Linked DNA regions of Homo sapiens: region 2 is linked to region 1. Evidence: chromatin loops called from intact Hi-C (ENCODE). Cell type or tissue: PC-3. All regions are shown on one strand. Each heading gives the region's core, and the rest is flanking DNA. Links, peaks and the distances in the headings are about the cores only.

Region 1 (15,505 bases), core at 5,683-8,182:
TCTCTTGACTTATATGATTAGGATGGCCATGCTAGTAAGGGCTTCAGGCACAGCTGTATTCAGGAGTTCCAAAGATATCATCAGGCCATTATCTTTCACTCTGTCTTGACTTTGCTTAGCTCTCTCAGCTTCATTCTCAGACATGCTCTCCCTCACCATGGTGGCAGAGGTAGCTATCAGTACTGGGTTTCTGTCATTCTCACAGCTATGGGTGCCTCTTTTGCCATACTTCTAGCAGTAGTGAGTACCAAGGAGGGACCTTGACCAGCCCAGATTGGATTGCCTGCCTGAATCAGCATGGCCAGAAATATGCAGTAGACAATAAGCAGCATCACTTTGGCTAAGGCCTGTTCATGTGTCCCATGAGAGAGGGTAAATCCCACCAGAATTACACAGAACGGGTTCCCCATGGAAAAAGGAGGGGTAGTGTTACAGCTCTTTTAGAATTTGTCTAGCAGGTTTCCTCTTTTCACTGGAAGACTCCCCACATTATGTAATAAATTTTAAAAATGAAAAAATAATAAAAAGGAGAGGTGTTGGTACCAGAAGGAGGGAAGGAAAGAATGAGAATGCCAAGCAGATAAATTTTCTAGGTACCAGAATCCACTAGTTTAGACATTCTTCATTTGGAGTCTATTAAACTTGAAAGGTTGGAAATTAGATTCTGCACAGTTACATTGACTACCTACTTCAGGTTTGGTGTCATGATCCAGACTACCAATAAGGAACATGTGGAGAGGACAAGGATGGGTAGCACCACTTTGGGATCTGGTGGGCAGCTCTTGGCCTGAGGACCTCATGTTGAATCCCCAGGATCTACAGGAGTAGTTCTTAATCTGGAGACTATGAATAGACTTCAACAGATCTGTGAACTTCTGTCATTATTTGCAAAATTGTACATATGCACTTTTTTTGTTGGAGAAAGGATTATGTTTTCCATCATTATGTCACAGGACTCCATGCCTACCCCCTTCCCTGGGCCCCTCTTGCTTAAAAACCGTTGCTTCAGACTTACTCTAATTGTTTTAGACTTGGCTAGCTTAATCTTACACATTCCTTTCTTGTCTTGGCTCAATTAGTAAAGTGTAGTGTCCATGATAAGCATAGCTCCTTATGGAACAGACACAGTGACATCAGTGGCTGAGCATGTTGCATTAAATTATATGTTGAGGTTTTTAGGCACATATGTAAACTTTCCACAATCATAGTTGCCATTTACCTAATGCCAGGCTCTGTGCTAAGTGCTTTACATGCATTCTCTGAACTCTATATTTATACACATGATTATAATTCTGTGAACCTCAGATCCACCTGCTGGAACCAGCTCCTTCCAGCTGCCTCTCCTGGAACACTGGATACAAATTCTGAGTTTTTCCTGTCGCCTGTGTCTGCTGTGGTGGGTCCACCTCTCTCCACCTTCCCGCCCACAGATGATAGCATCATAAAATCAGAGTGTTGTACAGGACCCATAAGATCATGCTCGTCAGTGGCTTTCAAACTCTGCTTTTTGGTTTTCTAGCTCAGGGACTCGCGAGGAGGAAGGATGGATAGGACCCAAGTCCCTTTCCTGCTTCAGTCGCAAAAGTTTTGCTGAAAACCACTCATCCGGGACAATACAAGAGCTCACAGATAGATGTCAGGCTTGAGGTTGAATACAGGTTCCTACTACTTTACTTACTTACCTGCGTGACCCTGGGCAAGTTGCCTAACTTCTCTGAGCCACAGTTTTCTTATCTGTCAAATATCCGCCTCAAGGAGTTGTTAGAGGGACTGAATGAGGTAGTGTCTGTGAAGTCCATGGCCCAGTGCCTGGCACTTAGTCAGGACTTAGCAAAGGTTAACTGTATGTAACTAATATATTGTACAATGTGACTCACCAGTCATAGTTAAGACTCAGCTTCATTCTTGTCTCCCACTGTTCATTTAAAGTTTATTCAGGGAGGTATGTTGTACCCTATTTCCTGATAATAACTTGATCAGGCCCATGACTTTTCTGGTTACTTTTCTGGTAATGAGAAGTTCTAAGGCCACTTGAAGTCAGCCTGCCTCTCTCTCTCTCTCTCTGTATCTCTGTCTCTCACTCACTCTCTCTCAGCACGCACACACACATGCACACAGGTTCATTTTGGAAATTTGAAATGCCCTTTTTGGTCTATAAACAGTCAGTATTCATTCCAAGGGAGGACTTCCCTCCATCCAGCCACCAAGGGCCACTTCCCCCTCCAGTGGCCTCCAGCTGCCCACTGCTCAGGTCTCTCCAGGTTGTGGGGTCAGGGGGAGTGTGCAGCAAGTCGTTACCTGACTGTGACTGTCACATCTGATGCTAAGTTATCTGAGCCTGGCAGACAGGGAAAGGGGACTTTTTTCTCTCCTGGCTGCCTCCATGGCCTTCTCCAGGACTCCTCTGAGGGGCCTTGCTCTGGGCCCCCCGGGATTTGGGTGGTTCTCTCCTCCTGCTGCTGTTGCCATCCCTCAGCATCTTCTGGTTTCCAGTCGGACTCTCTTTGGGGTCCTCTCACTCTCATGCCAAAGCCCTCTCGGGGAGAACCTGTTGCAAAGACACCCAGGCTGCCACTCTGGGTGTCCAGGGTTCATATTCCTTTCACCCTCCCCTCCACCATGGGGCAAGGGGACAGTACTCACTTTCTGATGTGGCATCCACCCTGCTGGTTTAGCCAGCGTCAGCTCCCTCTCACATTTTGGTTCCTGAGGGAGATGCATATCAAACTCACCACATACAGCTTTTGAAACCCTTTTCTCTGGGCTGGAGAAGAAAGGCTGAGCCCTCTCCATTCCACCCACCTTGGAAACCGTAGGAATCAGAGCATTACCAAAGAATCTTACTCACAGAATCCTCCATTGCTTTCCACCGTCCTGACCTGTTTGTGTCCTCCTTCTGGGTCTTAGAGCCATCTTCTTAGAAATTTCTGCATAATGATCAGATCCCTTGCTTTGGAATTTCCCATCTGTTACATCTTGAGGTGGTGGAAACCTTCACTTTCGCATCTTAACCTCAGACCCAGTGTGAGACACTTCCCTTCTTTTAACACTCTAAAAGTGGTCCTTCATCTGGTGAGGAGCTTCCTACCTCCATCTCCCCTCCTTCCCTCCCATATCATCCCATTCAGATTTTCAGCTAAGTTGGAGTTGTTGGAAAGATGCTGCTCCCTCTGAGCCAAACCTAGCTTCCTGTGACGTTCTTTCTCTCTAATGGGATCTCAGGAGAGAGAGAGAGTGAGAGTGAGTGTGAGTGTGAGTGTGTGTGTGCGTGCCTTGTCTGGGAGAATTGGACATTGGAAAAATGGGAAATGTTTGGGAAAATTGGAATTCTTTCCTGGGCCTCAGAGATTCCAAAGCGAAGCTTAGACACCCTGTTATCTAAGCCCACAGGGAAACTTTTGACCTGTGTATCTGGGTGGGTTTCCTCTACCTGCATACCAACGTGCACCTGTATAACTCCAGCAGAAAGCTAGTATTTGGAAACTGTGCTCATGCCATTTCTCATGCTCATGACCCTAACATAGTTTCTCTTGATCTGAGAACGTATTTGCTGTGCTTCATGGAAGCATTTTGATCAGGGCTCCATGCAGAGTTTATGAACTCTGCAAATTCAAGCCTTGCAGAATGTATCCTACCTCCCTCCAAAGACCCACCCTCACTTATGTAGGTTTTCTTTCATGCTCATGTGACATTTGGAGTCAGCATATTTCTCTGCCTTCTCTGGCGCCAGCACTGTGAACTCAGCCTCCCTGCCAACGTGCCCTCCTTTTTCATGTGTGGTTGGACCACTGTGATGTTGGGTCCTGTAACAATTAGGTCACTCGCTGAGTATAGACCCCCCAACCCATGGTGAAGCCAGCGTCTCAAATGAGCAAGTGACACATGCTGGGAAGATGCTTGGGTCAGCTAAAGTTGGAGTCTCTCTGGGTGCAGTGGCCTAAGAATGTATTAAATGCATTTTGGGTAGTTCCATCATGTACTAGTCTCTTGGCAAGACTGAACATTATATATCCAGATGTGGACCTGATTTATGTCCTCATTTTTACTGGCTGCTTACAAAGATGGCAAGATACAGCTCCCTCCTTTCCTCCCCCAGACCCATCATATGAGGTGATATTAGAGACAGAAGCTCAGATAGCAGAACTCAACTCCCCTGGGACTGTTCATCTATATTCTCTTGGCCTAAAAGCATATGGTGATTTGCACTGGCCATTCAAAGATCTAGATATATATTTGAAATAACTAACAGGCTCTTAGCTAAAGCATACTTTTTATATGTATACATTTTATAGTAGGGAAGTGGCTTAGTGTGGGCAGATAGACTAGAGTTCAAACTTTCCTTATCTATTGAGACACTTTGAACATGGTTACGGTTAACCTTTCTGAGTCTCAGTTTCCTCATCTGTTAAATGGGCATCATATCATTTGCCTCACAAGATAGCTATATTAAAGGAAACACTGCACATAGTGAACTTAGCCAGTGGCCCATCACATAATACATGTTCAATAAATGGTAGCTATTACATTGTTTGCATTTAACTATTATGATGATTTCTAAAAACCTTTAAAGCCTTGGAAAAAACTAGCCCCATTCCTCAGCCTGTTTTTTTTTAATCAAATAGGAATTTGGGAAAAAATCTAAATATGTGCAATGATCTGCTTTTAAAAAATAACTATCTTGTGAAACTCACTAGTTCTTTATAGTATCAAAAGTGATTTTTGGCTGCTGAGGCAGCATGGCACAGGGACTAACAATAAGGCTCAACCTGCCCAGCCTCAAATCTATACAAAATACCTTTGTAACCTTGGACAAGTCGCTTACCTCTTAAAGCCTCAATTTCTGCATCAATAAAATAGGGATAATACTGCATAGGGTTATTGAGGTGATTAAGTGAAATAGTCTATATGAAATGTTTAGACTATGTGTGGTTCACAGGATGCAAATAATGGTGGCTGTTATTTTCCCAGCACATTCCGTTTTACAAATAAGAATTTGCAGAAGACCAAGCACAGTGGCATGTGCCTATAGTCCCAGCTCATTGGTAGGCTGAAGCCAAGGATTCCCTTGAGCCTAAGAATTCGAGTCCAGCCTCCGCAACGTAGCAAGAGCCCATCTCCAAAAAAAGCTTTTAAATCAAATTTGCAGAACACTGTTTTTTGTGATAAATGGATTTTATGAAGACATTTCTATATGTAAGAAGTTGTTCTTACTGTTTTGTTCAAAAAGAAGAAAATTTATATCTGGTTTGCTTATAAATTCCAAACTGTAGCACATGTGAAAACAAGCTACATCAACTAAACTTAACTTTCTATTTTTTTAGGCCTTGCCTCATTTTATTGTTAAGATTTAGGTAAGTGATATTGCCATCAGATAAGGAGAAAATTGTGTATTATTTTTACAAGGACTGAAAATATGCAAACAAACTATGTTTAGATAAATGCTCTCAATTGAGGTCACTTTATTTTGCTGTCTTTCAGTAAAGACTAGTATAGTTGGCACCTTTGTGCAGCCCAAGGAGGTCTGGAAGGAGGGTTGCATAACCTTCCCATGGGTGGAAAAGGAGGAGGAGGCAGAGTCTGAACTAGTGAGATGACCCAAACTGGTTACTGAGACTTGGTCAGGTAGGTGTGGAGAGCTGACCCGTGGCAGAGGAGTTTGTTCCCTTTCACAGGGCAGCGCAAGTGTTTCTTTCAATAGCTCCACCTCGGTATCTGTCTCCAGGCAATGGACAGTCCTAAGCGGGAGGAGCTCAGGCCCTGTCGTGCTGAACCCCTGTCAGTCTCATTAGAGATGGCACCATGTTCAAGAGGCCAAGAAGAGACCCAGAGCCAGCACACGTGACATGGGGTTTTACTGCAGGGGAGAGTCCAGTGGTGGCAGGCTGGACAAGATAACTGCATGGCCCAGCAGTTAAAGAGCCCTAAGGTTCAGGATCTTTCACTGGCAACATCCCATTCCAATGCCCTGTAGCTAATGTGATATTCCTAATTTTGTATGATTTTTCTAAAGAGGACCCCCAAAATTGTATAAGGCTTAGAACCCACAAAAACGATCTATCCATGGGTCAGGGACACACACACTCTGAGCCTTCTGCCTTGTATGGTTGCTAGGGTGCTAAAACTCACATTTGATTCTCCCTTGGGAATAGGCATTGCCTGTGTATGCCCCTTCTGTAGCTAGACCTGCATTCCCTAAGAGGACACCTAACCCTTTCCGTGAGGGGGAAGCGAGGCCCAGCGAGGAACTGCTGTCCAGGCATCTTCCTGACCACCAGATGCCATCCTCAGGGTAGAAAGGGCCCCGTTTGTGCAGGAAGGGAGGGCAGGCACTCAGACCTCCAGCAGCTTGCTTTGTGGTTTCTCAGAGGGAGGCCCTACAGAGGAGACCGGGTGGGAGGGAGCCCCGTGTGAGGCTTCACCTGGCTTCAGAATTTCCCCAGTGGAAAATTCTCCTGGAAAAAAAAAAAAAAAACACCAACATATATTCTTGAAAGTGTATCATCTTTGGCAAAACCATAGCTGTGATCTCAAGTTTGAGGAGAATGAGCTGGCCGGCCTTCAGGGTTGTGCTGATTAAGCCCTGCTTATGCTCCGCCGTAATCACATTCCCTCCCTCTTACTGTGCCGAAGGGCTGGGCTGCTTTGCTCATCAGCCGAAGTGAAATGTATTGAGAAGAAGCAGGAGCGCGGAAAGACCCCTTTGTATGTGAATATCTTTCTAGCACTGTGCGAAAATCAGGGTTTGAAAATAATTTCCCCTTTCGGTGAAATGCGAGCCAACTTCGCCCCCTAGAGGAGGACCAGAGAATTGTTTAAAATGAGCCCTCAAGGGCATTTTTATTGTTCTGATTGATAATTTGGAAAGATTGTCAGCCTGTAATTAGGTGGGACTTTGAAAGGGGCTTGTCTATGAGGGCATTGTTTAGGGGTGTGTGTGTGTGTGTGTGTGTGTGTGTGTGTGTGTGTGTGTGCGTGTGTGCCTTGTTTTGTTTGAGTTTTTGCCTTGAGATATTATTGTAAACTTAGGGTTGAATACTCTTATAGCTATAAAGAATAAAATGGTTTAAATGCCACCAGGCTTAAGGCTCACAGCTGTTACATTTATAGTGGACTTTTTTTTGGCCAGATTTTCACCACTACGTCTAGTTACAACAAATCATTGTTAGTCTTGAGTTTCCTTTCACTCCTTGGGGTTGTGGCAGACGTAAAGCCCACTAGAAAGCAGGAATTTTCAACCACAAACTGGATATGTATTAGAGATCCTAAATTATAGACTTTAGCTATGTCACCCACATTGAAATCTTTTTGATTTAGTCCTGCTAGTTTATTCGCATCGTTTCATTTACACCTGCTACTAACAACTGCCAGATTCAGTCACAGGTTGACTAGGTAGTAGTTATTTCACTACTGCTTCCTATACTTTTTGTGTATTTTTAAAAGAAAAATGCAAAACAGGCAGAAGAATAAGGGTTGAAATATACAAACCTTTCTATGTATTTCATCTTCTGTTAAAATATGATCTTGTTCTAACACCTTTGTTAAGCGTTTGTTGATTATTCAGCTGCTTTTAATTACCAAATCTGACCCAATTACTTAGCTTCTAATGTGTTCCCTTTATAAACAAAGCCTTTATAATAAAAATCTTATCTACCATCTTTTGTCTGTAGGTAAATATGTTTATCATCTTCATTGTTCTAGATCTTCATCCCTCAAGTGCAATATACAATCATAGTGTTTATATTAGTAATAATTTTAATGTTTTTTTTCTTTCTCTGCTCTTAGAAACACTGAACTGTACTTCAGTATTTGATGGCATGGCATTGTTAAGAGATCGTTACTCGTGCATCAGCTTAATCGCCTACTGGGGGCTGTTTCCCTTAGAAGGATGTGAAAAGAAAAGAGTGTGCATACATTTTATAGATTATTATAAGTTATTTTTTCAGTGCTTGACAGGGGCATCTAATGACTATTGATAATATTCTTATATATTTTGTCTACTTTAATTTTTATGTATTCTTATATATTTTGTCTAATTTTTCATCTCATGCAAGGAAATAATTTTTTGACAATATAATCTGTTGCTTTTTGACCCAAGTGTTTGGAAACTAATTGCCTGAAATACCAAACAGGCTTTGTTTGGAGAAAGACGGATATATTTTTCCCAGGTCTAGTTCCTGGACGATTCCTCTGTGTTCTTGCTACTTGACTCACTCTGACAAAGTCCAGAGGTGATAGTGAGCCCTGGGGAGCTGCAGTTTCTGCTAGACCAGAGTAACTCCAAAGCACAAGCAGATTGATTGTTTTTGCATGAACACCCATCTTCCTTGCTTGTGGCCATAGCCACCACCCCGGTTATTGAAGGAGAACACACACACATATACACACACGCATATACACACAGCTGTTAGTACCTTTCTGTCTTCTTGGACATCTGTTCCCTTTCCACTGTTGAAAGTGGCCATTAATCTAGTGTTGAGACAGTCTCATTCATTAATGGTCCCTCAAAGTCAGGTAATTGCAATGCTGAGCAACATCAGGATGGTATCTAAGTTCCCTCTAATTTCAGAGCATTTTCAGGCTTTCATTATTATTCACAAATTATAATACGCTGAAGTTTAGACTCTGCTGACTAGGACAGACAGAGGAGAAGGGTAGGCTTTGGAAGTGGGTACTTGGGATAGGTCAGAATAAGGGTTCGTATTTTTAGTAAGAGCAATGTTTTGGAGACATTTTGATAGAATTTTATGGTAAATGCCAAGAGATGCCCCACCTCTTTCTCCTGGTCCCCCAGCTGCAGCTCACTGGCTCATTTGTCTTTCTCTACGCACCAGACTATTCCCTGTCTACCTGGAGCACTGCCTCCAGGTACTCATTGTTGCACCAGCCTGTGTATTTCATATCCCTTACCACAATCCATATTTTCTTGTTTATTTCTTTACTTGAGACCTTGATCTCACACCTAAACTACTGGCCCAGAATATACACTCAGTATTTACTGAGTGAATGTGAAGGAGTGAACGAATGAGAAAGCAAACAAACAAAGGAATATATTCAGAGGCATGACAGGAGCAATGCCGTTTATAACCACAATTTAAGGTGAAAGCCACTAAAACAGCAGTGCAATACTAGCATGTCAGTGCTCAAGGCTTGTTAGCCTGACATGGAGTTCACACTCCATCCTTTGTTAGACTGCAAATTGACAGAGCTTCTTAGACAAAAGTTGTTAATATAGTAACAATCTTAACATATTCTTTTAAATGGATAAATTATTAATATAAAAATTAATGGTGGAAAGCCAATCAGTAATTCATAGGGTGGGAGGGGGGTGGATTTGGAATTATAGCAAAATTATAAAAACAACCTAAAATTCTCTAATAAGGACATGCTTGTGTAAAATGGAATTTGTAGTCCCAGCTACCCTGGAGGCTGAGGCAGGAGGGTTGTTTGAGCCCAGGAGTTTGAGGCTGTAGAGCTATGTGATTGCACCACTGCACTCTAACTTGGGTGACAGAGTGAGACCCTGTCTCTTACCAAAAAAAAAAAAAGTGATGGATATTTATTTCTGTGGTATCCCTACCAAACGTGCATAACCTGCATCGAATCAGGAAAAAACATGTGCAAACCCAAATTGAGGGACATTCCACAAAATAACCAGCACTTACTCTTAAATATTAATAACATTAAAAACCAAGACATACTCAGGAAGCATGCCAGAGTCAAGAAGACTAAAGAGACATGACAGTTGAACATAATGTATAATTTTGTATTTTCTTTTCCTGTAAAGGACATTATTGGGATAATCACCAAAATCTGAATAAGGTTGTAGATCAGATAATAGTAAAATATCAGAGTTAATTTCCTGATTTGACTAATTGGTGTGGTTATATATGAGAATTCCTTATTCTTATTCATAGGAAGTATACACTGAAATATTTAGGAGTAAAACTTCATATTGATTCTCTCTCTCTCTCTCTCTCTCTCTCTCTCCTGGGAGGGTAGGGTGTTAAATATAGTAAAATGTTTACATTTGAGGAACCCAAATCTGGGTGCTTTGCGACTATTCTCTAAGTCTGAACTTATATCAAAATAAAAGTTAAAACATGATGCTTATAAAGACTTTATAATCACATAGGGAAATGCTTTTGCTAGAACGGAGCAAAATATAAAGTTGTGCAGCAGAGTATAATTTAGACTACCTTAAAAACTCAATCTGATCAAGGTTTCCTTTGATTTTTTAAAAAAGGAAGAACAAAAACTCCCAAGAAAATATTAGAAGGAAATATAACAGCATGTTAACTTTTACCTTCTGTTCACTTTAATTATATTTTACAAATTTTTCACTAAATTGCATGTATTTTGTGAAAAATTAGGGGAAAAAAATTAGGGAAAAAAACTTTAAAAAGAGATAAACGCTAATGCTCAAAAATCTGAGTGAATCTTACTCTGCGTCTTTACCACCACATACCCCATTCCAGTAGAAGGATGCCATATATGTATGTATGCATGTAGAAGGTATATATGTACATAAATACATACTCTTTTAAACTTTTCTCTTGTTTTTCTTTACTTTTTGTATTATTTTCCCTCAAAATAATTTCTTGTATTTTGAGGGAAATCCTGTATTGGGCAGGATTATAAATGAGATGACCTCTTAAGCCTCTTCTAGCCTTACAGTTCCTTGCCTTCCTTTCCAGCTCTTTGGGAATCAGCACCTCCTCAATCCAGAGGCTGTGCTAGCTAGGTACTGAGTACGTAAGGATGGTTAAGCCACCCCACTTCATCTTTTAGAGATGTTTCAAGTCCATGGGGTAGGCAGATAAACAAGTCAGTGATTACAATCTTGTGTTAGGTACTGGGCAAATGTGGCAGTTCCTACTGTGGACAGCCTTGGGTTGGGGGCGGTGGTGGTGGTCAGGCAAAAGAAGGTATTGATCTGTAGCCCTAGAAAGTTCAGTGAGAGCTTGCCATTTGGAAAAGCTAGCAGAGCATTCTAGGCTAAACATTGCAGCATATCTAATGTATGTTCTCACCAAGACCCACTGGAGTATCATTCTGGAGGCCCTGAACAAAGAGGCCAGAGTCTTACAAGACCTGGGAAGCTCTAGGTCCCACTGGGTCTGCTTTCCTGGGTGTGGGAGAGAGTGGTCTGACTGCAGGTGGCAGGAGTTGCTTTCTTTGGTCCTGGAGTGGAGCCGTGATTAAACTCAATGTCCCCATTTCCCATTTGCAGGATCACTGAGAGAGTTTTCCTGATTGCCCCTGCCTCTCTCCCTGCACCCTCCCTCACCCGACAGAAAGCGGATGGTGTGCACATACCCTCAGGGAGGGTAAGGGACTAAGGGTTAACGGGAATACCTCGTTGGAGAGTTTGCCGATCTCGGATATACCCTGCTGAACTGTTGGAAATGTGTTTTATTTATTTGGAATCATAAAACCAAAGAGCCAAGTCGACCTGCACTTGACCTTGCAGGCTTTGTAGATACTTCTAGGGACCCAGAATTACCCCAAAGCAATGTTGTTATTGAACAAGATGCCCCCTGTTTCCCTAGACAGTAACTCATCATTGAACCATTTGCCTGGACCCATTATCCATTCCCTTCATGAGAGCCTGAGGACACCAATACATAAGGTTTAAATCCACCATTCAACAAAATCAGACAGAACAGAGATTCAGGATGCTACAGCTGAGTGAGGTTGGAAGCCTCTCTGTTTATCTTGGAAATCTTTTAAACTATTTTAGAGCATGATTTTTCACTCAGTTATTATTTGTATCTTAAAGCTGTCTCATAGGTTGTGAAGAAGATTGCCTGAACTGAGAAATTCAGGGCGTGGCACAGAGTAAGCATTCAATAACTTCCAGCTGTTATTCATAAATATTGACCAGCACAGTGTATAGAGAGGGAACACTAGACTCTTGGTCAGGAAAACCGACCAAGGTCTAATCCCAGCTTTACCCCAGAATCCTAGAAGTGAAGGGAAACTGATCTGGAAAGAGGTCTTAGAAATCTTCCAGTATCTAGCACAACTTTATTTCAGAAACTTAGACCTAGAAAGGCATAGGAGCCCTGTTTGTTACCCACAACTTAAATGTTCTCCTGCACATTTTCAAAGCAAGAATAATAATCGCACCCCCATTATAGGATTGTTTCAAGTCAAGGATGAAGCGAGTTGGTGTACATGAAACTCTTGAAGCAGAGTCCTTAATACATATTAGCTGGTATTGTTATTGTGGATTCTCTGTTTATCTTCCCCTCCTATTTGACTGCAAGGATCGAGACGTGTCCTCCTTGCTTACTGTCATGTCCCCGGCATCTGGCACAGTGCCTTACTCAGGAGGTGCCCAGTCAATGTTTGTTGAATAACTGAAGAAAGTATCTTGCTGAGGATCAAATTTAGGCCAAGTCTGAATCAGAATACGAGTTCTAACACTAAGGTTCAGTATTTCCACACAGTTCTACATTAGCTTTGACTTTAGGCAAGTCGCTTCATTTCTCTGTGCCTTGGTTTCTTTGCCTTGAACACGATCCATCAGGTTTTTCCTGGTCATGAGCAACGTGTGTCTTAAAGCTAAAGACACACATCACCCGTCCATCAGCCTTTTCGGGCAACCCATGTTTGTGCTCCACTGGCCACTAGGTGTCGTGGTTGGTCAAATATCAGAGAAAGCAAAAAATAAATAAAAATAAAAATAAATTGAACTGATTGACCTACCAACCTACCAAATGATGGGAGTGAGCTTATACAGTTATTGGAAGCTAGTTACCTCTGGATGAGTTGGCTGAGTTGCCTTGGAAACTCAGGGAGTTGCCCAGGATTTGCATGCGTGGACTTTGAAGCAAAGCATAGATTAGAGCCCACAGCTGTACTCACACCAGCTAGCACCTTGGACTCACTGGAACGTCACAGGGCCTTGGTTTCAGTAATGTAATGCATGTAACATGCTCAGCACTTCGCCACAGTGAAGGAAGAGCACTACAAAGTTAGTGGTTATGAGGGCTACTTCTGGTATTTGATACTGTAAAATGCTGCTTTTCTGTTCCTTGCCACGCCAACTGCTAAAGCTTTGAAGGCTTTCTGCCTTGCTCCCTGCTTTACAAAGCCAAATTTTTAAATAGCCCCTTAAACAGTAGAGTGGACAGGGTATCAGTATCAGGTTAAAAGGGCAGCCTAGAATATTTGGAGGGACACCAGAACTCCTTGGAATGTCACTGTGGAGCTTAGTCAACACAAAGCAGAGTGTTTTATACATGACTGGGACCCAGAGTGGAGGGAAGTGAGTGAGCATTGTTGAAAAATGGCCTTCACTGAAATTGCTCAAGTAAGGGTTTTCTTTGTTACATGGACTGTCATTTAGATCTAGGTGCCTTCTTTTTAAAATAATTTGGGGAAGCTTCTAGGAATAACAATGACTAGTATTTATTGCACACTTACTATGTATAAGGTATTATACAAAACATCATACTTGCATGATTTCATTTAACTCTCACAGCAACTCTTTGAGGTACATATAGTTCTTATGTCCATTTTGTAGATGAGGAAATTGAGGTGCACCAAGATTATAATAATTACAGCCAACAGATATTCGCAGGTCACACAGGGAATGGGTGAAAGAGTCCGAACACAAACCCAGGCCTACCTGATTCCAGAATTCGTTTTCTTAATGGCTACACTGTATTGTCTCCCACAGTACTTTGGATGCAGTTAGGCACTTGACCAGTGTTTACTGAGGTGAATAGTTCTCAGACTATAGTTAGCCAACACAGAGAAGACTGCCTACGCAGGAACCATAGAGATCTTGACACTCCTCCCACCCAAAGCCACATGCCCTCTGGCCTCCATTAGTACTGTGGGATGTATATGCTGTTCCATGTGCTGGATTTCACCCCTAACTTCTTAAAACATTTTTTATTGTTGTATAATAGTTGTGCATATTTGGGGGATACATGTGGTATTTTGATCATGTATACAATGTATAATGATCAAATCAGGGTAATTGGGCTGTCCATCACCTCAGACATTTATCTTTTGTTTGTGTTGGGAACATTGCACATTTTTTTAGCTGTTTTGAAATATACAATAAATTGTTGTTGACTCTAATTTTTCTACTGTACTGTCAGATACTAAAACTTATTCTTTCTCCCTAACTGTATTTTGGGACCCCTTAACCAACTTTTCATCCCCCCCTTCCCTTCCCAGCCTCTGGTAACCACCATTCTAGTCTCTACCTCCATGAGGTCTACTTTTTTAGCTCCCATACATCACTCCTAACTTTTTGTTGGTAATAAGGTATTCCTCCATTGGAGCAATCAGGAAAAGGCAAATGTTTTTAAGACACGCTTCCACAGGGAGCATCTTAGCTGATTTTATTTGCTTCATGTTTTTCTCTCAAGGACTTTTTTGGGTGGGTTTGTTCTATAGTTGTATCCAACCTCATCTTTCAAGCATCTAAAAGCCAGGGCTGACAGGTTACCAGGGATGAGCCCAGCCCTCTCTGCTGTACTATCAATGTGTGCTCCAGTGTGCATATAGCAGCCACTCAGCCCCTGTCCAGCATGCTCCCCAATCCTGACACCAGGCCAATGCCAAGCTGTGTGAAGAGCAGAGAGGGGTCTGCTGCCCAGGTTAGCGAGCTGGCCGCTGCTACCAGCCAATAGTATTTCATCGTCATGGCGAAATACTAGGTCTGAGGAGGGATAGCAGGACCCAGGCCACATTAATCCTTCTCCAGGTGTATTAGTTCAGTCCCAAGGGTTTGGTTGTTTGTTTATTCTAATGTGTTGCTGCAATAGGAAACCCAAAGCTAGGGCTGGACGCAGTGGCTCACACCTGTAATCCCAATACTTTGGGAAGCCTAGGCAGGCAAATTGACTGAGGTCAGGAGTTTGAGACCAGCCTGGCCAACATGGTGAAACCCCATCTTTACTAAAAATACAAAAATTAGCCAGGGGTGTGGTCGTGGGTGCCTGTAATCCCAGCTCCTCGGGAGGCTGAGGCAGGAGAATTGCTTGAACCTGGGAGGCAGACACTGCAGTGAGCCGAGACCGTGCCACTGCACTGCAGACTGGGCGACAAGAGTAAAACTCTGTCTCAAAAAAACAAAAAAGGAAACCCAAAGCCAAACTAAAACCTCCTTTTCAGACCTGCGATTCTGAGCACAGAGACTCGTTTATGTAACCCCTGTCCATTGCTGCGTTTTCTTTTTAAGTGAGCTGAGCCATCTCAAATCTTTCTCAGAACTTCCCAACACTCCCCAGTGTCCTTGGGGACCCCTAGTTCAGCCTTCTCAAAGAAAGCAGTGCTTTTCCTTCTGAATTTTTCTCCCTGTAAATACAAGATTTTTTTCCACTGTGACCAAAATCACACATATCAAAGGAGATGGAGAGGGAGTTTGGAGCTTCTGGAGGGAAGGCAACAGTCAGTATAGAGCAAGGTCCCCCGGAAGGCAGGAGGGCATGAGGTGGAAAGCCCTAGTGGAAAGGCTCCCATTTGTGATAGTCCCTTTGGC
Region 2 (15,505 bases), core at 6,264-8,763, 140 kb after region 1:
TTTAGAGATGAGTTCTCACTATGTTGCCCAGGCTGGTCTTGAACTCCTGGGCTCAAGCAGTGCTACCACCTTGGCCTCCCAAAGTGTTGGAATTACAGGCATGAGCCACCATGCCTGGCTCACTTAGTGTCATTCTAAAGCCCTCATTCTTAAACATACTGTTTATTAAAGCAGCAGAAATTATCTGCTCAAAAATATTTGCTCAGTCTATTAACTTCTCCTTACCTTGAACACAAACACAAGGGACATACGACTTTCATATCAATAAGCCAAGTTATTTGGCATTATTGACATGTTGTTAAATCTTACAGCTTAACAATCTTTAACATAAGAGGACTATTGCTTTTGAGTGGACTGCACAAAAATAGTTTTTCCACCTAGTCAGCTATGGGGTGGGTAGGGAGTGAGAAGCAGCAGGGATACTTTAGGAGATGATAGGTTTATATAGTTTTGTCCAAGAACTGGTTAAAGCCTTGCAGGTCTGGGACCTGATTATCCATTCACTCAGGGAGTGGTCCTGGGAGAACTGCGTTATGCAAAAGAAACTCCCAGTAATCATTAGGAAGTAGATTGCTGCATATCTAGTTTTCGGTAGTGGAGGAACAGAGCTGGGTGCCTAATCAACTCTAATTGTGGTCCTCTACGTAGAATGTTCTCTCCCAAGTGCAGTGGCAAGGGGAGTGAATTCAGAACAATTTTAATGAGTACCTAGAAAGTATGAGGCTTCATGCCTACAGAAAGCGTAAAGGTCAGAACGATAGTTATACAGGCCTGAAGCAGGTTGCTTTCACTGTGACAGCAGGAAATCTCTGAGGCTGCAGCCTCCTGGTAAATACAACAGCCCTTTCCCTCCAGAGATCCTCTCTCTGTGTGTACATGCCTCTCCTGACTTGCCCTTGCCCCAGGTCTTGTGCAGAGGACAGAGGGGACCCTCATCTTTCATGTCGCTTCCCAGCAAGCCCTTGTGTGTCCTGTGCCAATTGCAGCTGAAGATATTTCATTTCCTGATATTTGCCAAATCACCTTTTACCTAGTTCCTGATATTTATTCTGTCAAGATGGGGCACAGCCATGACCCGAGAGACCAGACAGACCCACACAGGCAAGACCGATTAGGCAAAGCCCAGTAAGATGCAACAAACCCCAGTGGCATGTCCCATGAGGGTTGGCAGACTGACAGTGTCACAGAGTCCAATAGCAAAGATCAAAATCAGCCCTGAGGGCGGCCTGAGTTTCCCCAGATCATCACCTGTATTCATCTTCACTATCCCTGTATCCATATGTCCGCTAAACCATTACAGAACACTTCTTTTTTAAAAGTTCACTTTCGAAATTAATTAAATAAAACTTTACATACTTATAGTCTATGAAAAATGACAACCACTTATCAAAATAAAAGAAAGAAGCTTTAAAAATAGATGTAACGATTAGGGTAGAAATCGTTTGTCGACTTTTCTTCTAAAACCGCAGCTCATTGCCACTGGGGCCTGCATCGCCTTGGCCTGGCTTGGGGCTGGAGTGTCTAGGCCTGACCAAGAGAGTCAGCCCTGCTTGTGGGTCCTGTTTCCACCACATGTGGTTGAGAGACTGCGGAGAGGTGACTGGAGCCTGCTTGGGCCTCATTTCCTTCCCTGTCAACTGGGGATAACAATAGCACCTGCCCCTCAGGGCTGCTACAAAGACTGGATGGAATATTGCAATGCAAGCACTCAGCATGAGGCTGTGCACATATTACACCCTTTGGCAGTGCTGTTCATTTTTCCAGAGTTTTCCCTGTAAGTGCCCTTGTGACTATCGATCACAATCTGTATTTGGGAAATGTGGTTTTTATAGGTAAGACCACAGTTCTATTTGAAATAGAAGGCTTCTAAGAAACGGTGAGAAAGGTGTAATTATAGTGTGAATATAGCTAAGGACGAGAAATAGTAAACTAGAACAATGGTCCATAGGGATCAATTAGCTAAAACAAAATGCTTCTTTATGAAGAGAGCCCAGGCCTGCCTCCACCAGAAGGCATTGGCCAGGTTCTTCCAGCACAGCTCATCACCTCAACAGCTCTTCAGAGAAACTTTAGGTTATTAACAGCACAGGCTAGAGGCAAATCAGGTCTGTTTGAGTCCAGAGTCCAGAGTTCTCTGCCCCACCTGGCACAGCATCAGCCCTAGGTCAGGGATTCCCAGGTGCAGCCAGAGGTGTGGCTCTCCGCAGTCAGGACCCCTCCCAGCCAGACAGAGAGTGCACTTTATGACAAGTTCCCAGGCTCTGCACAGCCACCTGCCTTTATTCTGCCATGGAATTTTCCCAGATGAAACATCCACTTCCTATACACCTAGTGCCTGCCGCCTTGACCTCCTCTCACTTAGATCCATTTCCTTGCCTTCTCAGTACCCAGCTTCCCTCTACACGCCCAGAGTTTATTCACAGTGTCCTTTCACCCTTCTTCCAGGACACTAATCTACCTTTCTCCTTTCCTCTCCTTCCCTTCCATCTTCTTCCCTCTCCTTTCCTATCTCTCATTTTCTTTCTTTCTCTCCCCTCCTTTCTTTCTTTCTTTCTTTTCTTTCTTTCTTTCTTTCTTTCTTTCTTTCTTTCTTTCTTTCTTTCTTTCTTTCTTTCTTTTCTTTCTTTCTTTCTTTCTTTCTTTCTCTTTCTTTCTTTTCTTTCTTTCTTCTTTTCTCTCTCTCTTTCTCTCTTTCTTCCTCTTTCTCATTCTTTCTTTCCCTTATTTCTTACTTTCTTCCTGCCTTTCTTTCTTTCTCCACAGGGTCTCACTCTGTCACTCAAACTGGAGTGCAGTGATGCAATCACGGCTCATTGCAACCTCAAACTCCTCAAGCAATGAGGCTCAAGCAATCTTCCTGCCTCAGCCTCCGAAGTCACTGGGATTACAGGAGTGAACCACTACAACTGATTTCTCTTTCTTTTCTTTCTATCTCATCCCACCTTCTCCTTCCCTCCCTCCATTCTTCCCTCCTCTCCTCTCCTTTCCTTCTTCATAAATGTTTATTGAGCTCTTCCTCATAGGCTAGGCATTATGCTAGGACTTACAGTGGTAATGGAATCCTTGTCCTTATGGGATTTTTAGTCAAAAATGGAAGACCAACACTAACAAATAATTACTCAAATAATTAAATTATACCAGCCACAATACTGTAAATAAGAGATCTAAGTGGGCCATATTCTACAGAACTCACTGGACACTTTCCACATCTGATTGTCTTATTGCATGTACCACATTGTGAATACCTCAAAGAGCAGGGAGTATGGCTGCTTTGCATTGTGTCTCCAGTGTCTAGTACAGAGCCTGGCATATACATAGTGTGCTCTCAATCATTATTTGTGACATAAACAAATAAGACACTTTAAAATATAACTAGTGTTAGTGCTAATATGACCTGGGAGTCATGAGGGGAAGTCAGAGGTGGCAAATCTCCTCTTTCTTCATCTCACCTTTCCCCCTTCCTACCAACAGCCAAATAGATGCCAAAGGTGTGACGTGTCATGGAATGGATGAAGGCCAAGTGTTATCCTAGATTCTCTGCCCTTAGCTCTCCCCATCAGGAAACACACCCAGGAATGCTCTTCTACAAACCCCTGGCTTTCGGAGAAATAAGGGGACAATCACTCTGCCCAGTTTGTGTCTTCTTTGGCATGGATGCATTTTCACTCCCCTCACCATGGCTGGATAACTGTCTTCCAATTCACACCCACTTTGGGATTTTTATTCTGTCCACTCAATTATGTAGGAAGCAGCAGATTATTGAAAATCATGTAAATATGATCAGAAACTAGTCAGAAAATAATCAAATATGAAAAGAAATGAGTCAAAAATGGGGAGTGTGACTTTGGTAGTAACAGAACAGAGAAAAGAGTCAATATATTTACTCCATCACATTTTCACTTCAAACAGGGAAATAATAACGTATTGAAGGATGGGAGGAAACAAATGAACAAATGAAACAAAACCCTCCAGTTATAGCAAAGGCATCATTTTAGAGCTGAGTGGTGAAGGATCAGAGTACCAGCATCCGTCTTCCTTGTTACCAGGCCCTCAGGAAGGTGTGCAGAAGCCACAGGGGGTGAGGAGGCCACAAGAGAAGCTTGGACATCATGCAAAGAGATGGCAGGCCTTAAGCTGTCCTTGGATTTGACTTGGCTCTGATAATAATTTGTCCAACTTGGCAGTGATATGACAATAAATTCCATGGATGTGAACAGCACAATGCATGCCAAGAAAAGTTGTTTTTTGGCAGAATTACCCTCATTGTTACTGTGTGCTGGGCAAAAAAAAAAAAAAAGTGCAAGAGATTCAGCATCTCTAACTTTCTTGCTCAGGACACAGTCATTTCTTTTCTCCCCAATACACAGGGGAAGGAGGCTGGTGAGGTTACCTTCAACACACTGTGTGCATCCCAATGAGCATGTCAGAGCTAAAAACTGATGGATGCTCAGCCCACTTTAGGACAGGCAATAGCTCAGTGTGCTAGCTCATAAACTGAGAACTTTATCTTATCAAGGATATTAGTGACCTCCCAGTCAAAAGCCCTGAACTAGTTCAACTCCACTGCTTGCAGGGTGAGACTGAAGTCAAGACACAGGAAATGACTTACTGAGAAAACATTACTAAGTTAGCAGCAGAGCCATGAACTGCTTACCGGGTACCTTCTTTATTGCCATTGCCTTGCTGGTAAGTGCTCAATAAATGTTAGCCATCATGATCATCATCAATATCATTATTACTTTTATGTGCTCATCACACACCCTGTGGCAATTAGATGGCATTTTCCCACTTTGTGAATACAGAAACCAGGAAATTTACCCAGGGTCCCACAGCTAGCAAGTGTCACAGCAGGCCTGGAACACAGGTGTGCTGACTCTACCTCCAGTAGTTTTTCCAGCCCTCATCCTGACTGTCCTGTGATCTGTGTATTGTGAAGCTATGAGTCCAGAAAGACCCTGTAGATGCAAAAGTCTAGAGAATAGCTCTTCCAACACTGTCTTCATAGAAGCTATGCTGTTGGGATGCTCCACAGCAGACAACATAAAAGTTCTCTTCAAAATGAGCATTTTCTTCCTCTCTGTTGAGTGCACAATGGGAACGGTGCTGGAAAGCATAAGCAGTTCAGCCATGATGCTGAAGAGGTGGGCAAAGGGCAGGTTCCAGGAGGCCCCATGTCATAACAAGGTGCTTGGGTTTTATCCTACCAGCAGAACCTTTGATGGGGCTTAAGTAAAGGACACCGTGGCAAAAATTTGCGCTTGAGATATTTCACGCTGGCGGTTGGGTGTAGGATGGATTTGAGAGGATTGGAGGAGAGGCAGAGAGAACTGAGAGGAGGCCGCAGCTTAGGTGAGGTGGTCTGAGGAAAGGAGTAGAGGGGCAGATTCAGGATTGACTTGAAATCAAGATGAAAAAGAGGGAAAAGGTGAGTCTCCAGTTTTTAGCTTTGATGACTGATTGGGGTAAGAGTAGAAGAAGAAGAGTTGGATTGAGGGCAAGATGAAGAGTCCTGCTTTAGACATATTGAGATAGAGGGGCCTAAAGGATATTTTATCCTTGATTCCCTCAAAGGAAGGCCTGGGACAAAGGTTTTTGCATGGGTCATTTATCTGGGAAGTGATCCCAAGAACAGGAGAGAGGGATCAGGGAGGGTGGGATAAAGGAAAATGGAAAAATGGAAAGCCAGTAATGGATGTGTATCATATTGGTCACTGCCACAGGACAGTGATGCTGGACCCCTGGGGCCTCCAAGAAGCATTTACGCTGCATTTCAGGACTGTCCACCTGAGAGAGATAAGAGGGAGAAGCGGTTATCCACTGATTCTTGTACTTCAGTAATCCTGATTCCACATGAAGTGTTATCCCAACCCCCACCCCCAATCTGGGTTGCACACGCCCAAGTGTTAGGCATTTCCACAGGCAACCAGAATGACTAGGCATCCAGGGGCATCAGAGAAGCCCCAAGGCACGAAGCGTGGTCTAAGCCAATTGTTGAAAAAAGTTACTGTCTGTGTAAATTGAGTCATAGCCAGGGTAGAACCGCTTGCCAGAGCCACTAATGGACTCAGAAATGAGGCCAAGAGGATATGAGAGGGTGCATAAGAGACACCCAAGTCATGGGACCTCCAGGTGGGTCTGTCCAGGTGGCACATATGTAAATCATCTAAAGTTCTGGAGAGAGACTGGGGCTGGAGACAAAGATTTGGCAATCATCAGTATCCAGGAGGTTGTTGAAACCATGAGGAAAGTGTGTCAAGTGCCCAGAGCAGTGAGCTGAGGAGGAATCCTGGAGGACCCTGAAGGACTGAGCAGAGGAAAAAAAGCCCACGGAGGCACAGGAATGGCCAAGGAGATGTAAGCAGAACCTGGAAAGGATGGTGCCATGGGAGCCAAAGTAGTAGCAGGTGACAAGGAGATTAGCTGAAGGTCTCCAGTGCATCACACCATAAAAAAAATCCCACTGCGTTTGGCAATCAGGAGGTCTTGGGTGCCATCACCGAGAGGAAGCTCAGTACAACTGTGGTGTTAGAGGTCAGAAAATATTGGCCTGAGGTATGAATGGGAGGTAGAAATCTGAAAAGAATAGTGCACCCTGCTTAGTCACAAGGACTGCCCTTGAACAGGATGAGGGCAGTGAAGGCATGAGCACAGGGACAGAGAGAGGGCAGATTTTAGGTCAGAGAGTGAGGCACTGAAGGGGATCAGGCAAAACAGCCTTAGTTTTCTTGGTGAAGCAATATTCTGTGCTGAAACTGTAGTAGTACGTGAACTAGAACTGGCCATCCTCCTTCTCCTGCTGAGAGCTTTCAACCTGAGGACCGCAGGAGAGAGTTGGGCTAGTACTCAGTTATTTCTATCAGTCATTCAGTCAGACAGTCCATATTTACTGAATAGTAACAATGTACAAGGCCTTATGAAACTGGGGACAATACAAGATGACTGCGATTTATTCCCTACTTATAAGGAGCTTTCAAGCATAGGTCCTGGGAATTTGTTACAAACCAGAGGAAGCTAGAAACTGGACTGGGTCAGGGATGCTGGCCTGTGTCCAGAAGTCTATTCATTTATTCAACAAATCTACTGAGGGATTATTATGTGCCAGGCACTGATCCATGTGCTCAAAATATATCAGAGAACAAAACAGACAACAATCCTGGTCTCATGGACCCTATATTCTAATGGGGTATATTTGTCAGGGAAGTCTAAGTTATGCTGTATTAATAAGTGCAGAGTATCAGTGGCTTAACAAAACAATGCTTTATTTATTTCTCTTTTACACAAAATCCATTGTGATTCTACAAGGCAATTGTCTTCCATGCAGTGACTCAGGGGCCCAAGAGGTTTCATCTGAGGTTCCTTAGTTGTGATGGCAGAGGAAAGAGAAACCGAAGAACTTCCCATGGGCTTGTAGGTACTGCAGCTTGGAAATGACTCACAATGCTTTCTCTCAGGACTAATCACATGGCCTCGCCTACAACAAAAAAACTAGCAAATGTGAGGAAGCACATGGAATATTTGGTGAGTGTTATTGTTTCTGCCACATGGCAGGAAGCAGTCTATAGGCTAAATAAATAAATCAGTTACATACCATATTAGAAAGGGATGAGTGCCATGGAAAAAGCAGAGGAGGGTAAGGAGGATTGGCTGTGTTGGGGGAAGAAGTGGAGGGTGGAATTTTTAAATCAGGATAGTTGCTGTGGCCTCAATGAGAAGGTGGCATTTTGAGAAAAGCCTTCAAGGAGATGAGAGAGCCAGTTGAATCTCTGAGAGAAGAATGATCTCAACAGAAAGAATAATCTGTGCAAAGGCCCTGAGGCAGGAAGATGTCTTAGAGAGTGAAAGAGGTAGAAAGTGAGGTTGGAAAGGTACGGGGGGAGGGGCAGGGAAGGTGAGGAACAGCATGCAGATTGTGTATGGCCTTAGAAGCCCTTTGTCAAAACTTTGGCTTTTACTTTGAAAGAAAAGGGATGCTGCTGTTGGATTGAGGCAGAGGACATCACGGCCTGTCTGAGGCATTCATGTGATCACCCTGGATGCTCTGTGGCAAATAGGCTGTAGGGCAAAGTGGCTGCAGGGAGAACCAATAGAAGGCCATTACAGTCATCTAAGTGGAAGACAATGCTGGCTTGGACCAGACTAACACTGGTGAGAAGCAGTTGAATTCCGGAAAGTTTTGGAGGTCTGTGCCCTCACGTGGAGTTTCTGGAGCTCCCTTGCTTCATCAGTCATGACTTGTTAGGTCACAACAGCCCAGAGCCCCTGAAATGAAATTATCTCTGAGCCCATGGTGGGCTTGAGGGGAGGGGAGGGGCAGGAAAGGTGTCTTGTGCCAGGTGGATTCTCAGGTACAGCTTCCAGAGCATGGGGACGCTGCCTCAGGAGTGATCACACTCACTTCTCACTAGACCACAATTCTGCAGTCTCTCCACTGTCTTAAATCACGGAAATGCACTCTGAAGAGCAAGGTGGACAGACTGAGGCCTGCAGAGTCCAGGTGACTTAAAAATCCAGAGTCAGAGTCAGAAAAGGAGCCCCGGTGGCCTGTTCCCAGTGGAGAGCTGCTGCTTCCTTCCCTGCCCTTCCCTCCCGTGACCCGCTTTTGTCAAGATTAAGGTACGTGGGAGAGGGGAAGAGGGGCAAAGGAAGCCTTTCCTATTCTCTCATTCCCACCCCACTCCTCTGCACTTGGCACAGGCTTTGGGAGTCTCTGCACTCCAACAGAACTTTCTAGGTCTGGCACTATGAAGGACATGGAATGTATCAGGATGTAGAGCAAAATGGCCCATGCGGTGGTCAGAGATGGAAAGCACAGACTTTAGTATCAGAAGAACTGTTCCAATCCCAGTTTTTTCACACAAATCAGTTATGGTACCTTGTGAGGTTACTTTACCTCAGTGAATTTTCATTTCCTTGTCTGAAAAATGGGGATAATAAGCCTATCACATAGGATTGTTATAATAAACATAATATGTGTAAAATGTCTAGCTCAGAATAGAAGGATGTGACAGATCCTGTAAACTGGTTCATTCAACATCTATTCTCAAACACCGTCTTCTTTGCTTTTCTCTACTAGCAAGGGTCAAAGAGGAAATACCCAAACTCCCAGCTTCCCTGCAGCTGGGGTTGGCCACAAAACCCAGCTATGACCAATGAGACATAAATACCTGTCCTTGACTTTTCCAAATAAAAAGGCAAAGCTTCTGAGCAGCAAGTCCTTGCTCCTCTCTCTGTCTGCCCCCCTCTCTCTTCTTGCCTGGAACTTAACTGCGAGGCTGGAGGTAGAACAGCCATCTTGATGTCATGAGGCAACAAGCACAAGGTTCACAGGCTAAGGCTGATGAAGTGGCAGGAGAGAAAGAGCTAGGGTGCTTGATGACATTGTTGAGCTTCTGTTTTACTCCAGGGCCACCTGGCCAGGAGTTTATTGTTGTGTGAGACAAGTACCTCATTGCTGGTATTCACCTGTGTTTGTTAGGTCTCTGCTATTTGAAACTAACATAATCAATAATAGCTATCAATATGGTCATCATCATCATTATATATGTTCTCCTACAACTTCAACAACCTCTGGCTCACAGGTGTAGATTTTATTATCTAATTGGGGAGCCAATTAAGATTTATTAATCAAACCTTTAAAGTAGCATTTCCCAGGGAGTATTCCAAGAATGTTGGCTCTTACAGATATTAATAGGTCTTCTGAGAAAAAAAAAAAGCTCTATTGTCAAGTTAACAAATGATGATACTTGGCAGAAATCTTTATAACAGCAGTTTTCGAATTGGTATACTATTTGAGGGCTTTCCAAAGGATTTTAAAGAATCAATTACAGATCCTCAACTATGATAAGTATACTTTCCAAAAGTAAATATGTGTGATGACTCCTCCTTATGGTCCTCCTCTCCCTCCTGTTCCCTCATTAGGTCCATTCTCCCACCTCACAGAAGAAAATCACATCTCACTGCTGGCCAGACTTACCCTGGGGCACTGCTCCAAGGTGGAGAAATCTCTGTGCTACAAAGGAACAACCCCAGGCTGGCTACGGTGGCTCATGTCTGTAATCCCAGCACTTTGGGAGGCTGAGGTAGGCAGATCCCTTGAGTCTAGGAGTTCAAGACCAGCCTGGGAACATGGCGAAACCCCATCTCCACAAAAAAATATAAAAATTAACTGGGCATGGTGGTGCGCACCTGTAGTCCCAGCTACTTGAGAGGCTGAGGTGTGAGGATGGCTTGGGCCTGGAAGGCAGAGGTTGCAGTGAGCTGTGTTGGTGCCACTGCACTCCTAATTTCTTTTTTTTGTTTGTTTAGTTTATTATTATTATTATACTTTAAGTTTTAGGGTACATGTGCACAATGTGCAGGTTAGTTTCATATGTATATATGTGCCATGCTGGTGCGCTGCACCCATTAACTCATCATCTAGCATTAGCACTCCTAATTTCTAATGACTGGGAAATAAATCTATGTGCAAGTCATGTGGTGTTCAATTCTTTGCTTTCAACAGAATGGAAGGACGTAACTGAATTGTCAGCTGATAGATCGTTTAAAATATCTTTATGGTAAATGGCTATGTTATCTTCGTCTTATATCTATGAAATAGTTTAAACTTGAGTGTCAATGCTATGAATTCCATTCCTACCTACTTACTTATGTGAACACAGCTTCTCAATGTTTCTATCTGTAAAAATAACAAATAGAAATAGAATGGATACTACACCCTGTCTCATTCTAGCAATAAATAATTCACTCATGGGATGCAAGAAGCAGTTGAGAAAAAGTGCCACTCAGCTTACCAATAAATGTGATTCTAATAAAAACTTACTTTTTAAGTTTAATAATTATGCATAAAATTTATAATATTCCTCTGTTGTTTTGGTTAATTCTGTGCTAATCATAACTAAATTCAGAAAAAATTTAAAACACTTGCAGCATTTAATTTACATATGTATTTTTTTGTTTTGTTGTAGAGGTAGAAAAGTATAGTAGAATGATAAATAAAAGGTTTTCAAGCATTATTATTTTAGAATGAACTTCTGTGTAGAAGTGAAATGGAGAAAAATGATGAAAATGTATATTAAAGAGCTTGTTTATATAATTTTAACTAGATGATGGATCTCAAATCACTATAGTTGGTGTCAAATTGCTGTGGTATTTAGAATTCTTTGAGAAACGTTTAAGAGCTTTATTTTTATTTATTTTTTTAATTTTTTTGAGACAGAGTCTCACTTTGTCACCCAGGCTGGAGTGCAGTGGTGCGATCTCAGTTCACTGCAACCTTCGCCTCCTGGGTTCAAGCAATTCTCCTGCTTCAGCCTCCCAAGTAGCTGGGATTACAGGCACAGACCACTGTGCCTGATTAATTTTTGTATTCTTAGTGGTTTTGCCATATTTGCCAAGCTGGTCTTGAACTCCTGACCTCAAATGATCCACCCTCTTTGGTCTCCCAAAGTGCTAGGATTACAGGCATGAGCCACCGCGCCTGGCCAAGAGAGTAATATAAGAGCTTTATTTTTAAATGGTACTATTTATAATATGTTCAGAAATTACCTCCTTTGCAACCATCTCAATGTATCATAAAATTTTTAGATATTTAAGTTAAAAGATGGATGAAAGTATACCATTTTCAAATTTTATGGAAGGGTATACGGGCAAAGATTTGGAGATAAGTGCTTTACAGGATCTCTTTTCATGAACAGATAAAAATGTCAAGTAATCAAGAATGATATTGTGGAAATAGTGCTTCTACCAATAATCATTTGTTCTTCTTTAAAAGACTAGTTATAACACTGCCTTGCTTATTACACATGTACCTGGAAAACCTTTACACACAGACCATGCAAAGACAAACCTCTCTCACTTAATCACAAGTAGATGTTTAGAATTCAAAGTTATTAATCTATTAATCAGATTTCACCTAACTGTGTGAATAAGAAGATAATACACGCAGCTATAAAAAACAATGAAATCATATTCTTTGCAGCAACATAGATGCTGCTAGAGGCCATTATCCTAAGCAAATGAATGCAGGGATAGAAAACCAAATACTCCATGTTCTCACTTATAAGTGGGAGCTAAACACTGGGTATTCGTGGACAGAAAGACGGCAACAATAGACACTGGGAACTACTATGGGGGAAGAGAGAGAGAAGGTCAAGGGTTGAAAAACTACCTATTGGGTACTATGCTCACTACCTGGGTGATGGGATCAATCACACCCCAAATCTCAGAATCATGTAATATATCCATGTAACAAACCTGCACATGTACCCCTGATCTAAAATAAAAGTTGAAAATTTTTTAAAAAAAGAAAATACAGTCCATAATAAATAGCTTCAAAGAGAAGTACATTTGAAGAACAAAATACAGAAAAAAAAGAGGATAAGGCTCATAACAAAAAGCAAATTAAATATGTTGCCAGTGAGGCTGAAGAGAAAAAATAGGCAATGGCAAAGGGATGATCGCTACACTTCCCACCCCAGCTGTCTTTTGTAGACCGTATTTTCTATTTTTAAGATACATATGTTGGGGCCCTGCAGTTCTAGAAAGAGATGGAAAAGGCAAAGAATAGCAATCAAGAATAATAAAGAGCTGATTTTGAGAGGCCTGGATACATCTTAAAGCAATATATTTATTACAAGATTTATGTTTCTGTCTAAATGTAACAGGAAGTCAAATGGCAACCCAAGGGATGTTTTAGAAAGAGCCAAACTTTGAGGAGGAAATTATTTAGGGTACATTAGGATGTATTTCAGTTCTTTTGAAGGGATTAGCTTTAGTAAAGGATCTTTGGTGATCAAAATTCCTGCTGAGATTTCTTCCACTATATAAAAGAAGAAATAGAATAAAAGGAAAATAAAATTTGAGGTTAAAATGGCATTACTGGGCTGGACCCAGTTGCTTATGCCTGTAATCTCAGCACTTGGGGAGGCCCAGGCAGGCAGATCACTTGAGGTCAGGATTTTGAGACCAGCCTGGCCAACACGGTGAAACCCCGTCTCTACTAAAAATATAAAAATTAGCTGGGTGTGCTGGTACATGCCTGTAATCTCAGCTACGCTGGAGGCTGAGGCAGGAGAATTGCTTGAGGCAGTCTGGGAGGCAGACATTGCAGTGAGCAGAGATCATGCCACTGCACTCCAGCCTTGGAGACAGAGCAAGACCCCATCTCAAAAAAAAAAAAAAGGTCTTACCCCTATTATAAGATGATCAAATTGTAGCTTGAAATAATTCTAAAAACTAAAGACAATTCTTGGTTATGAACTTAATAATAATGGATGTTTTTAATACTATTATATCAATAACCCCATTATTAACAATATTAATAACTGAGTATTCAGTTTTATACCTAGTTTTCAAGCTTCATTTAAGCAGGAAATCCTAAAATCTCTGGTAGAGGTGTCAAAATGGTCTAAAGGCAGAGGGATGTGGAGAAGACATGAATGATTCACAGTAGAGATTTTTCAAGTGTGAAAATTAAGGAGCCAAGTGAATATAGCAGGAAAGTGGATTTTTTAGTTCACTCAAGAAAGAACAGATTGCTTGCTTTTTTTCTTTTTTCTTTCTTTTTTTTTTTTTTTTTTGAGACAGAGTCTTGCTCTGACGCCCAGGCTGGATTGCAATGGCATGATCCCAGCTCACTGCAACCTCTGCCTCCCAGGTTCAAGCAATTCTCCAACCTCAGCCTCCCAAGTAGCTGGGATTACAGGTGAGCACCACCACGTCTGGCTAATTTTTGTATTTTAGTAGTGACGGAGTCTCACCATGTTGCCCAAGCTGGTCTCAAACTCCTGACCTCAAATGATCCACCTGCCTCGGCCTCCCAAAGTTCTGGGATTACAGGCGTGAGCCACTGCGCCTGGCCAAGGCTTGTTTTTAATAAAACAAAACAATTATCTCAATTGTGGTCCATTCCAACATCATATATTAAGTGGTGGTACTGTGGGATCAAGTGTAAGGCTCTTCTTCATTAAACTTGCCCCTCCTTCTGCATCTGTGAGTCCACAACCTGCACAACTGCACATGGCAGCCTTAATCCACTATCACCCATTCGCCTAAACTAGAAACCTGAGACTCGTCGTTGATTTCCTCTCATATTTTTCTTATCCGCTTCTCTCACTCCTGACTGCTTCTGCCTAGTTCCCAAGCTGCTCCTGGGAGTGTTTGTCTCCTAGCAAAGAGCTCAATGAACATGTATAGAATAAATGACTTGATTTGATATGAGCTATGATTAACTCTTTTCTCCAGGAGTGCTCTGCCAAGAATGAGACGATGGACACAAAAACCCCTTGTTCTCTAGACTGTTCAGGTGTCATCTCCTCCAAGAAGCCCTTTGGATTCTCTCCCTCCAATCAGACTGGGGTATGTGACCCTCCTCTGATTTTCCAAAGCAACCTGTGCTTATCTTTACCAAAAACACAATTCTGTCTCATAACAATCAATTTGCTTACCTGCATGCCCCACTAGATAGGAACTTTTACACCTGGATCCTCAGCACCTCACATAGTATCTGGTACAAAGTGCAAAGACAATGAGTGTTATTGAATGAGTGGATGAATGATATAAAGAACAAGTGCAGTAAGAGATACACACAAAGTAGTCCTAAGGGGAGACAGATGAAGGAGAAGCTAAATCTGCTGTTGGGTTGAGTAACAGTGCCATTTGAACTGGTCTTGAAGGATGAGTTGCAGTTCTCCTAGTGATCAAGGCAAGGAAGGGTATTCCAAGCAAAAGGAATAGCATGAACAAAAAAGCGTGTATGCAAGAAAGCACATGCAGTATTTAAGACCATGGGAGCCTGGCAAAGCTCAAGAACAGCTTTCAGTGGGAGGAAAGGAGGCAGATGTGGCTAGAAAGATTGTTTTAAACAAGTTATGAAAGACCTGGAAGGGATACCAAGGGGTTTGAAGATTATAAGATAGAAAGCCACTGCAGTTTTAAGGCAGAGTAATAACACGATCAGCTCTCTAAAAGAAAAAATAATATTTTCTTTCCTTTTCAGTGACTAAAAGTCATAGATCTAACTTCCTCCATTTTTAGATTTCTTGATACTTCATGAAAATAAAAAGTAAAGGCCAGCTGAAGCAATTATTCCCCTGACTGGTCTGAACGAGGGATTTTTCTTTTTTCTTTTTCTTGTTTTCTGGCCAGTCACTTGGTGAAGTGAGTGCATCATACAGCTGGGAAAACACGAGCTTCTCGAGTTTGTTTGGCTTCTGAGCGATGTGGGTGAGCGCAAGTCTGGGCAGTGTGTCAGCTCCTTCCTGAAAGTCTGGGTCAAGGAAGTCCACAACACAACCTTGTTTACTTGATTTTGCTTTCAGCATCGAGAACGCTGGTTCTGATTACTGCAAAGGTGTATGTGGTTGCTGTTGGCTCACAACCCTGTAATTCCTTTGAAAAGATGATCTGATTGGGATAACTGTGACTTTAATACTTCAGTTCCTTTGGAAACATCCAGATGAAAAGTGATGCATTATTTTCCTAGTGGCTTTTGTTCCTGGCTAACTGT

The links. Peaks named below come from ENCODE experiments on the same cell type or tissue, not always from the same donor. Only the 100,000 strongest peaks of a DNase experiment are listed, where the experiment ranks them.
Region 2: a loop joins it to region 1, with 2.1 times the contacts of the local background. A loop is called at or near these places in 3 of 110 quality-filtered maps.

The regions. Positions count from the first base shown.
Region 1 is chr1:67,757,573-67,773,077 of GRCh38, reverse strand. The region is part of intron 2 of GNG12 (G protein subunit gamma 12); the gene reads left to right. The region is part of intron 1 of LOC105378781 (a long non-coding RNA gene); the gene reads right to left. It also overlaps the pseudogene RNU7-80P. Among named protein-coding and RNA genes, the nearest start is that of GNG12-AS1, 67 kb to the left of the region's middle. In PC-3, for the core only: CTCF peaks have their summits at 6,578 and 6,777 (motif pointing left); a DNase peak (open chromatin) is centred at 6,627; H3K4me3 peaks cover 928 bases; H3K27ac peaks cover 1,007 bases.
Region 2 is chr1:67,618,605-67,634,109 of GRCh38, reverse strand. LOC124904197 (a long non-coding RNA gene) reads right to left here and starts at 15,024. Exons shown (of 2, transcript XR_007066160.1): 1 at 14,445-15,024; 2 at 7,239-7,471. In PC-3, for the core only: no CTCF peak of the experiment used is centred there; a DNase peak (open chromatin) is centred at 7,439; H3K27ac peaks cover 1,923 bases.